Linked DNA regions of Homo sapiens: region 2 is linked to region 1. Evidence: chromatin contacts called from ENCODE Hi-C or POLR2A ChIA-PET data. All regions are on one chromosome and are shown on one strand. The core of a region is the stretch at or near the end of the contact, and the rest is flanking DNA. Distances in the headings are between cores, read along the strand shown. Region 1 has its middle 33 kb from the start of CEBPB-AS1. Region 2 has its middle 94 kb from the start of LINC01271.

The links. A loop is a pair of places that touch in the nucleus more often than their neighbours do. ChIA-PET counts read pairs that join two places held with the same protein, here RNA polymerase II (POLR2A). Pooled maps may share reads with other maps.
Region 2: a loop to region 1 is called in a pooled map, with 1.9 times the contacts of the local background. The contact joins two enhancer-like sites. A Hi-C loop is called at or near these places in 2 of 50 pooled maps. POLR2A ChIA-PET finds 5 or more read pairs at or near these places in 3 of 52 experiments (MCF 10A, PC-3 and Panc1).

Annotation. Positions count from the first base shown.
Region 1 is chr20:50,222,178-50,227,559 of GRCh38, reverse strand. No RefSeq gene overlaps it. Among named protein-coding and RNA genes, the nearest start is that of CEBPB-AS1, 33 kb to the right of the region's middle. RefSeq lists enhancers at 714-1,008, 2,362-2,862, 2,863-3,363. Within about 2 kb of position 2,824, at least 21 of the 41 ENCODE cell types and tissues checked have a DNase peak (open chromatin) inside an H3K27ac peak, as active enhancers do.
Region 2 is chr20:50,413,125-50,418,506 of GRCh38, reverse strand. No RefSeq gene overlaps it. Among named protein-coding and RNA genes, the nearest start is that of LINC01271, 94 kb to the right of the region's middle. RefSeq lists silencers at 448-648, 5,081-5,375. Within about 2 kb of position 2,771, at least 32 of the 41 ENCODE cell types and tissues checked have a DNase peak (open chromatin) inside an H3K27ac peak, as active enhancers do.

The DNA.
Region 1 (5,382 bases), core at 1,575-4,074:
GGACTGCAGTGGCGTGATCTCGGCTCACTGCAACCTCTGCCTCCTGGGTTCAAGTGATTCTTGTGCCTCAGCCACCCGAGAAGCTGGGACTACAGGTGTGTACCACCATGCCCAGCTAATTTTTGTATTTAGTAGAGATGGGGTTTCACCATATTGGCCAGGCTGGTCTCGAACTCCTGGCCTCAGGTGATCTGGCCACCTCAGCCTTCCAAAGTGCTGGGATTACAGGCGTGAGCCACCATGCCCAGCCAATCATCTCCATTTTCAAAATGAGGAAACTGAGGTTCAGAGAGGGACATGAACCTGACCAAGTTCACACAGTGGGAAAGGTGCAGAGCTGAGATTCAAGCCCAGGGTAGCTGGCCCCAGCACCCATGTCCTTCATCTCCCATCTACAAACCTGGCTCCAGACACACCTCCTCCATGAAGCCTCTCAAGACTCATCCCTGTCTCTGCCACCCCATCCCCGCCTCTGCCACCCCATCCCCATTACTGCACATCCCCATAGGCTTTTCCATGTTTGTGTTTGCCATGGGCTGCAAGCAACGTCATTCCCAGAATATTTACTTTGACCTCCCCTAGTCTACCCACCAGCCTATACCCAGACAAGGGGCCCTGGACCAGCCAGAGCCCTGCCTGCTCCCTGATGATTAATTAAACCCCCAACCTTGACCATGTCTGCCATCCAGGCCTCGTGCTCAGTGACCTCAGCCTGGCGTGGTGAGAGTGGGAGGGATGGGGAAGCGGTGGAGACGGTTCTGTGGGATGGTGGGGTCTCCCCTGCCACCCACCTGCTCCCTAGGAGGAGCTTTAGCAATCAGAAAAGGCAGTGGTTTTACCAAGAAAAGGAGGAAGAAAACACAGGCAGAGGGCAAGAAGCTCATGGCATGAGTGACTCAACACCCAGTGGGCGGGGGGAGAACTGGAGGGTGGACTCCAAGGAGCTTCTGGCCTAAGGCGGGGTCGGCAGCCCAGGACGGGGGCCAGTGGCAGAAGGACCCAGGAAGGAGCTTGGCAGGGAAGAGGGATGCACGTGATTCGAACATCTGTGTGCCGGCTCAGACCTCCCTGCCACCCCCAGCAGCCCTGAGAGGCAAGGGGCCGCATTCCCATTAAATGGAGCAAAACACTGAGGCTCAGAAAGCAAAGTGACTTGCCCCAGGTCACACGGCATCTAAGTGGTGGAGCAGGCATTGGAACCCATGTCAATGGCTCAGAGAAGGAGTTAAAAACACAGACTTTATAGTCAGACCTGGATTCCAAGCCAGGCTCTTCCACTTGTAACCATGTGACCTTGAGCATGTCACCACTCCCTGGCCTCAGTTTCTCTGTCTGCACAATGGGCATAGCCACATGCCAACCTCATAGATCTTTGAGTGGACTCTATGAGCAGCACAGAGACTGTCTTAAATCAGAGAGGGCCATTGTGGGACTGATAGCATGGGCCCAGCTGGAATGACCCCATTACCAGGGGGTTCAATTCCTTGCAGAATCGATGTTCCAGCCATAAAACTTCTTCTTATTTTGAACTAAATAAAACCTGCCTCTCCTGGGGACCATCCAGACTGGCCTTGGAAGACCTCCCTGCCCTGTAAGGTGGAATGAGGCCTCTGACATTGCACAGAGTGTTCATTCTCTTGAAAAGCCCTTGCTGAGCTCCTACTGTGTGCAAAGCAGTGGTCTAGGCACTGAGGACACAGAAGTAAACAAGACCGACAAGGTCCCTGTTATCATAGGGCTGATGTTCTAAGGAGAGGAAACAAACATTACATGTGTAAACCCCTAAGAAACATAACAATTAGATAATCATTTGTTGAGGAAATCTAAGTATCAGAAGCATCTAAACAACAGAGAACATGTAGAATATATTTTTCTGATTTTTTTTTTTTTGAGACAGAATCTTGTTCTGTTGCCCAGGCTGGAGTGCAATGGCACGATCTCCACTCACTGCAACCTCCACCTCCGGGGTGCAAGTGATTCTCCTGCCTCAGCCTCCTGAGTAGCTGGGATTACAGGTGCCTGCCACCATGCCCAGCTAATTTTTGTATTTTTAGTAGAGACAGGGTTTCGCTATGTTGGCCAGGCTGGTCTTGAACTCATGACCCAGGTGATCCACCCACCTCGGCTTCCCAAAATGCTGGGATTACAAGTGTGAGCCACTGTGTCTGGCCTGATCATCTGTTTTTTACATGACACCATTATATAAATCAGATGATGTTCTTTCCTGGTTTAAAACCCTCTCATGGCTCCCACTGTCTTCTAGATCAAATATAAATGCCTTAATACACCACTAAGGGTCTGTATGTTCCAAGTCCCGTGGATCTATCTGACCTCACCCCTTCACCCATTCTACTCCAGCCACATGGGCCTCCTCAGTGTTCCTTGGACATGCCAAGATCTTTTAGTCCTCATAGCCATCGCACATGTTGTTCTTCCACCTGATGCTCTTCCTCACACTCTCCAACTGGACAACGCCCCCTCAAGACAGTCCCATCTGGGTCCTGTCTTGCCTATCAGCTTGGCTCATTTGGCATTCTTCCCTGAGTCCCTGCGAAAATCCACGCAAAATGGAAAGAAAAATAGTCAGGAAAGATCATGAGTCATTTGTTTACAGGCACTAATTAATTGCTAAGCTCGAAAACTTGATTTCCATTCTTCCTTTTTTCCCCTCTCTGCCCTTTGAGAATGTTTGGAATCCACATTGTTTCCCAATGCAAAAAGTATGTCAGTTTATTTTTAGCAAATGCACATGATGGCTGGGACTGTTATTCATCCCCCCGCGTCAGTGGGGAGCTGGCCACGGAGCATGTGGGCTGCTTGATGCTCTTCAGATGTGGCTCCTGGAAGGCCAGCTGGTCTGCAATGGCCCAAGCTGGGTCCAGCATTGAGGCACTGGGGACAGAGGTTCCAGGCTGCACTTTCTCCTCCGGGCCAGGGGTGGTGCAGTGGAGTGGGAGGCAAGAGGACAAACACTTCCTCCCAGACTGGCTGAGCAAAGCCCTTTCTCCTGGACTAGTAGGTGGGCAGCTTGGGTATTTCAGCATCTTGCCCTCCACTTCTTGTCTTAGAAGGACCTAATTGATTCACCCTTGGTTCAACCAGGATGGGAAAGTCCCCATGCTCTGTCTAGCTGATGCCACTGTGCCTTCTCTGTTCCCCTCCTGTCCCCCACCACCCCCACCTGCGACCCCTCTGAGCCCACCTTGCTCATCCTTCCTGCTCTCTGGGAGCCCAGGTAGGAGATTAGGGACATCCCCCTCTAGTAAGAACACTTGCCAAGAGCTTCCTTCCAAGATGGCTGCTTCCACTCCCCTTGCACCTTTCAGAGTCCATTCTCTGGCCTGGATGGGGCCCAGAAGCTATGGGGAATCTGCTTCCACCTACTCTGAGGGATCATAAAGGACCTGTCTCTAACAGATCCTATTGCCTCCAGCAATAAGGGTGGATGGTATGCCTGTGGAACAACAGACTGTCACCCCCCAGAAGGCAAGAACTATATCTGTTGTGGTCTTTGTCTCCAGGGCTTAGTACACAGTGGGAGCTCAATAAAGACCTGTTGAATGATTGTGACCTGAGTTCCAGCTCGCTGTGCAATGACCATTGTCACTTGCCTCTTCTGAGCCTCACTGTCCCATCTTGCCAAGGGGTAACTGATTGTTAAAGCCCAGAGCAGGGATTGCAAACTCAACTGCCTACAAGATCGGGCAGGGACATAAAAGTGAAACTGGCAGGAGACAACTGTGGTCATGTCCTGTCTAGAGGGGACAGCCACTCCCCAGCCCCAGCACCCAGGACTATGAACCCGAGTCCCTGCATCTTCCCATTTCCCAAGAGAAGCCGGGAATCTGGATGTTTGTGTACGACATTCTGATTTTTCATAGTTGGCAACTCATTTTAACTTGCAGCAAAAGCACCATGCAGGCCAAACCCAACACATCTCGAGGCCGGCCCGGCCCACAGGCCGCCGGTTTGAGCCCTTGGTGGTTGGCGTTTGTGGCTTACCAGGCCTTGGAGCAGGCCTGTCACGCCCAAGACTGGGACAGGAGGTTGGGATGAAGAAGGCAGAACCAGCCTCGCCCCATGTGGGAGTAGCTATTATCCCAGCTTATGGGAGGGCCAGGCCGGACTCGTCGGTGCTGGGACTGCAAGCATCGCCTGCAGAGCTTGCCTTCCACTTAATTAAGGAAGCCGATAGTCATCTAGGTGGAGCGTGGAGATAGGTCGAGAATGAATTAGCAAACTGCAGCCAGCCGATTGTATCTATTGTACAAAACCCAGATATAATATCAGATTAGGACACTTTGTGTGCGTATTATAACACCATATCATTATGGGATGTGTTATAATTAAGGCCCAAGTGGGTCCCCATCTCCCCCGTGACTTCGCAGGTCCGAGCACAGCATCTCCTCCTAACACCCTCCCAGCCAGAACTAGCCCGGCAGATGGGGCATCCGATGCAAACCCTGATCAACCTGCCATGAAACACTTCCCATGGGGTGCCGGGTCCTGCACTGGACACTCAGGGGGATGACAGTGGGGCCAACAGAGGACACCCTGTTCTCAGAGAGCTCCATTCTCGGGGGAGGAGGGGCCCATGAAAAATACAGAAGCAAAACAAGTTGAGACTGTGGGAAGTGTGGGGCGAGGGGACTGGAGAGCATGGGTGTGGGTTGGGCAGTCGGAGCTACTTGACAGGGTGGTCAGGGAAGCCGTCTCCACAGCAGCCTGTTCTGGGCACCAGCCTCGAGCCATCAGCCAGAGAAAGGACACTTGTGATGTTTGCTGAAGCATCATCTGGGCCAACAGCCACCCCTCCTGCGCGCCCATTCACTGATTGAACAAATCTCTGTGGAGCCCCTACTGTGTGCGGGGCCCTGTGCTGAGTGCTCAGAAAGCATCGTGATCACCACAGACAGCAGTCCCTGCAGTGTGGAAGGTGACATACTAAAGAGATAGACAGGCATTGACCAAACAAATAACAGATGTATAACATGATGGCAAGTAGGGAAGAAAGATGAAAGGGCTGGAGTGATGGTGGAGGTGACAGTTCAGCAGGTAGCCGGGGAAGGCTTCCCTGAGGAGGTGACATTGCGATGAGATCTGAATAAAGTGGCACATCCAGCTGGGGGAAAGAGCTGAAGGAACTGCATTCCAGGCAGCAGGAACAGCAAGTGCAAAGGCCCTAGTTAGGTCATGCCCAGTGTGTTGGAGGAATAGCAAGGGGCCCGGTGTGGCTGGAGTGAGTGAGCAAGTAAGAAAGGAGGGAGGATGAGGTCAGAAAGGCCATGGGGGCCAGATCAGACAGGGCCCTGTGATCCTGGGAAAGACCTCAGGTTTTGCTCTGCAGCTGGAGCCAAGGAAGGTTCTAAACAGAGGAAAGAT
Region 2 (5,382 bases), core at 1,522-4,021, 190 kb before region 1:
TGAGACGGAGCTTTGCTCCGTCTCAAAAAAAAAGTGCTCAGAAGCTCAGAAGTGTCACCCAGGCTGGAGTGCAGTGGCACAATCTCAGCTCACTGCAACCTCTGCCTCCCAGGTTCAAGCAATTCTCCTGCTTCAACCTCCCAAGTAGCTGGGATTACAAGTGTGCGCCACCACGCCTGGCTAATTTTTGTATTTTTAGTAGAGAGGGGATTTCACCATGTTGGCCAGGCTGGTCTCGAACTCCTGACCTCAGGTGATCCACCTGCCTCAGCCTCCCAAAGTGTTGGGATTACAGATGTGAGCCACTGCACGTGCTCTGTTGCCTGGAACTTTTCATTCCTGCCTCTTCCTAAGACTGGACCTTTCTCTTCCTTTGGGTCTCATCTTCTCAGAGAGGCCCTGTTGGACATCACCCTCCCTAGAACGGCCCTTCTCCTGCCCCACAGTTGCATTTCACACAGTCAAAAGTGACCTTGGTTGTGTGTTTGTTTTCTTGTCTATCATCTGCCTTCCCCACCAGACTGTCACCTCCTAAAGACCCAGGAGGGGCTGGATCTGTCTGGTTCTCGGCTGTATCTCCAGCACCATGGACAGGGCCTGGCACTTAGTAGGTGCTCAGAAAATACTTGCTCCATGAATCCATATTTGGTTTATTTCAAATGTCCCTCAATGCTGCCATGAATAAAATATAAATTCATTTTAAGGCATTCGTACATTCCCAGTGACTTTGTGGCTTGATCTTTTTTTTCTGTCAATGACTAAGATGACCTTCATATATTGAGAGGATGCGAAGCATTGTCTGTACTGAGCAAGTGAGGACTCAGAAGGCCTCGAATGGAGGCAGGGGTGTCTTAATGCAGATTGGCAGTGGGGTCTTATGGAAGAGCAGGGCATGAAGTGGGCTTCTTGTGCAAGTGGCACCCTCTCTCTGTGCCTCAGTTTCCACATCTATAACATGGAGATTGTAACAGAACTTACCTTATAGTCCCACCCTCTCTCTGTGCCTCAGTTTCCACATTTATAACATGGAGATTGTAATAGAATTTACCTTATAGAAGGTTCTTAACTTTGGTGCTACTGACATTTGGAGCTGGATAATTCTCTGCTATGGGGGTTGTCTTGTGCACTGTAGGGCACTGAACAGCATCCCTGGCCTCCACCCATCAGATGCCAGTAACTTCTCTCCAGTTGTGACAACCCCAAATGTCCCCACATATAGCCTAATATCTCCTGTGGGGGCAAAATCACTCCCAGCCAAGGACTGCTCCCTGGTCAGATGATCCGGGCGCTTGTGTTGCCACCCGGCACAGGCTGCTGCTCAAGTTGTGCAGGGAATCGTAGCTGCTCTGTGGTTAAGTGGCTGCCTGGCCCTGCCACTCCTTAGCAGGTGGGCTTGGACCAGTGACTCCAGCTCTCTGAGCCTCAGCGTCTTCATCTGTAAAATGAGATAATGTTAGCACTTCATCTCTTGGGGCTGTCAGGAGGATTAAGTAGATTAATCCTGTGAAGCGCTCAGAAGCATGCCTGGCACACAGTGAGAATTTGAGGCCGAGGCTGAGGCTGATGAAGGCTTCTGGGAATAGTGGGAGCTAGAGAAAGGGATCTTTGCATCCTCACCTCAGCAAGTGCTACCTGAGGCCTCTGGCGTGTGTGCCCCTGCACTAATGGAGGACATGCGGGAACGGCTGCCCCCACCCAGACAGGCGGCTGGCTCAGTCCCTCAGCCCTGCCAGGCCATTTAACAATTAAGCGGCTGAGGGGTGACGAGGCTGGAAAGCCAGAAGTGACCAGGGTCTGGCCTTGCTTGGCTTTGGTGACGCGATGGCCTTGGGATCATGGCCTTCTTGAACCCATAAGCAGGGGGTTGGGCCCCAAGACAGGCAAGGCCAGGCCAAGGTCTGTGCTGGTGGCCTCAAGCTGAAGCCATGCAGGGACAGGAAGGGGGTTGTTCCAAGGCTACAGGGAAGGGAGTGCTGTGGAGCGAGAGTTTCTGTCCATGGGGGCGACCCCCATCCACTCACACTCTGGCATTCCATTTCCCACTTCCCAACTCTTTCTCAATTTTCACCTCCAATTTATTGAGCACTTACTACATGCAGGGCTCTGCCAAAGTACTTTACACAGATCTGACTCCTGTTCTCCCTCTCGCATCATGGAAAGGGGCTCTGTCCCCTCCCCAGATGAGCGAAGCCCTGTTACTCAGACTCCCATTGCACCAGGTAAGGAGTGGAGGCTCTCAGAGGTGAGTCAACAGCTCACAGGGGCAGAGTCAAAGCCCCAGCCCAGGTCTGGGGTCTCCCAAGCACCTGCCCTTAACCGCACAGCCCCTGCTAGGCCTCCTCTCTCTGTCATTTCCCCCCCAGCACCTCCACTTTCCTCTCTCTGGCTCTTGCTGTCTCTCTGGCTCTTGCTGTCTCTCCAGCTTTCCCTGAACATCTTCCTAGTTGTGTTTTTCTCCTTCTCTGTGTCTCTTTTCTGTCTGTTTCTCTTTTTCACTTTCTCGGTCTCTCTCCCTCCCTCTGTTTCCTTCTCTCTCCATCTGTTTGTGTTTCTCTTTCCCATCCCCTGTCTCTCGCTCTCTCTCTCTCACTCTGCCTGTTTCTCTCTCTCCCTTTCTCTCTCTCCTCCTCTGCCTGCCCGCCTCCCCTGGCCGCCCCGCCTTGCGGCTCTGTCTCTCTGCAGTCAGCCCTTGTCCCCACGCCAGCACATTATGTCCCTGGTCAGACCCTGACGTCAGGCGGGGCCTGGCGGGCGGCCATGGGACACTGCCGGGCAGGCGAGAGGGAGTGCTCGACTTCCCGGTCCCCACTGTAGTGGCCGCCTGCCCGCCGCCCGGCCTGGCCTACCCAGCCTGGCAGCAAAGCTTCACTTCTCCCGGCCTAGCTCAGCTGGCTGGAGAGTGGACCGCGCTTTGTGGCTGCCTTCCCTCTGAGCCTGGGGCTGCAGGCCACTCGCCTTTCCCTTCCCCTGCTTCGACCCCACAACCACAAAAGACTTGGTCCCAGAGGGTAGGCAGTATTGCATGGGGCCAAGTCTTGGCTGTGTGACAAGTCACCCAGCCCTCTCTGAGTCTCCTTGTAAAACAAAGCCATTGAGGCACCTGCTTCTCAGGTCTGCAGGGGGTGTCAACCCACAGTGGCTCACAGGACAACAGGAGCGAGGCCCCAGCAGGAATTCAGTGTCACTGCAGTGTCTAGGCCAGCAGTCTTCAAGGAGGGGAGGCTGGCAGAGATGGGGGATCTGAGTGTCACAGTGACAGGGGAACATGGCTGACGAGCAGGCAGGGATGTGCCATGGGGGACTGCCAGGCAGGACAGCCCCACCCACAACACAAACAGTGCCCTGCCGAGAAACCCTCCCCAAGCTCGGCTGGTCTCAGGTCCCATCAGAGCTTAAATAAGTGGTTTAAAAAAATGTCATATTTCTTGTTTGGTTTGTTTATTTTTTCCCCCTGATTTTCAAAGCAAAGTCGTTTCCTTGAAGGACATACCAAGGGTACTTGAGCTTTCTAGTTTAGAGACAGACTTTAGGATCTGATCAACGCGGGTCAAATCCGGCCGGGTGACCCTGGCCGGTGACTTTGTGCTCTGAGCCTCAGTTTCCTCATCTGTCAAATGAAAGTAAGGAATGAGAAGGTCATGGGGATGAAGCAAAAGCATGTTTGTAAAGCACCCAGAATGGGATCTTGCCCGTGGTAAATGGTCTATATTCGGTAGTCTTTTTTTCTCGTCTTTTTTTATTCTTCTTATTTTAAATATAGGAGACACAGAAAAGTACAAAGAAGAAAACTAAAAAGGTGACCCAGAGAGAACCACTCTAAGATGTGCACGGGAATTCAGCTCAGCTCGCGTATTTAAATTGAGATCCTACTGTTGTCTGTTTTTTCATTTTTCACGAAAATAAAACTTGACTCAAAGTTTCATTTTAAAATACCTTTGCTTATTACTATTATTTGAATACTTACATATTCAAAAGGTTCAAAAGGTATCCAGGGAGAAGTGAGGATACCTCCTACTCCAGCCTCTGTTGATTGGTTTCTTGTGTATTCTTCCTTCCCTGGGTCTAAGTCCTCTGCAGACCCGTGAGTTCCAGCTCTCCTGCTCCTATTCATTTTGAGTTTTTTTTTTATTCACTCGATTATAAATCATGACATTTATTTTAAAAAATCAGAACCTACAGACAATCAAAAGAAAGAGGAGCATAAGAAAAGTGGAATCAAGCCAGGTGTGGTAACGCATGCCTGTAATCCCAGCACTTTGAGAGGCTGAAACAGGAGGATTACTTGATCCCAGGAGTTCAAGATCAGCCTGGTCAACATAGCAAGACCTTCATCTCTACAAAATTAAAAAAAGAAAAAAAGAAGTTAGCCGGGTGTGCTGGTGCACGCCTGTGGTCCCAGCTACTCGGGAGGCTAAGGTGGGAGGATGGCTTGAGCCCAGGAGGTCGAGGCTGCAGTGAGCCATGATCATGCCACTGCACTCCAGCCTGGGTGACAGAGTAAGACCCCATCCCAAAAAACAAACAAAAAAGGAAAGTGGAATCTCCTGAAACCTTACTACCACTTTGACATTTTGGAGCACATCCTCGCAGGCTTTTTCCATCACTTGATGTGTGTGCACATTCTGGTAGCACCAGGTATCTTTCCTTAGTGCTGATCAAAGGTTTGGATGATATGTTTGTGTACTGATCTGATCGTCATCTGCCTTCCCCACTGTGCGGTCAGTTCCAGGAGGCAGGCAAGACCGCGTCTGGGTCTTCCACACCACATTAGGTCCATAATGAATATTTTCTGAATAAATGACTAGTGAATTTTCAAAAGGGATTGTACAATATATAATACTATCCTGTGGCCTATTTTTTCACTTAACGTATTGGGGACATCTTTCCACATCTCTGTGTGGCGAATCTCCATTTTTCATGTCTGCACAGAATCACCACAATAAACATCTTTTTGATGTTAGCCAGAAGCTTCTGCTGCCCCCAACTGGGAAGCTCTTTTTCTAATGCAGATCTGTTAACAAATTCCATATGACCCACCCACACCCCAGCCCTTTGGCCGGTTACTTTCAGGCTAACACTTCACTGGTTACATGGGCCCATTGTTTTCTGGGACAAGTCAAGATTTACTGTCTGTCCCTGACATCATGTTTTCCCAGAGAAGCTTAAGAGTGAAGAACTCATCCCTCCCTACCTCCTGTTTCCGCCAGTTAAGGGTTCTGTAGATTTGCTGAAGTTGGGAAACTTGGTGTAACCCTTGCCTCACTGACCGCCTCACCACAAAGGGCACACGCCAAGCTCATTCATTCCTGCCTCAGGGCCTTTGTGCCGGCTGCTCTCTCTGCCCAGAATACACTTCCCTCCCATATTTGCTCAGCTCACTCC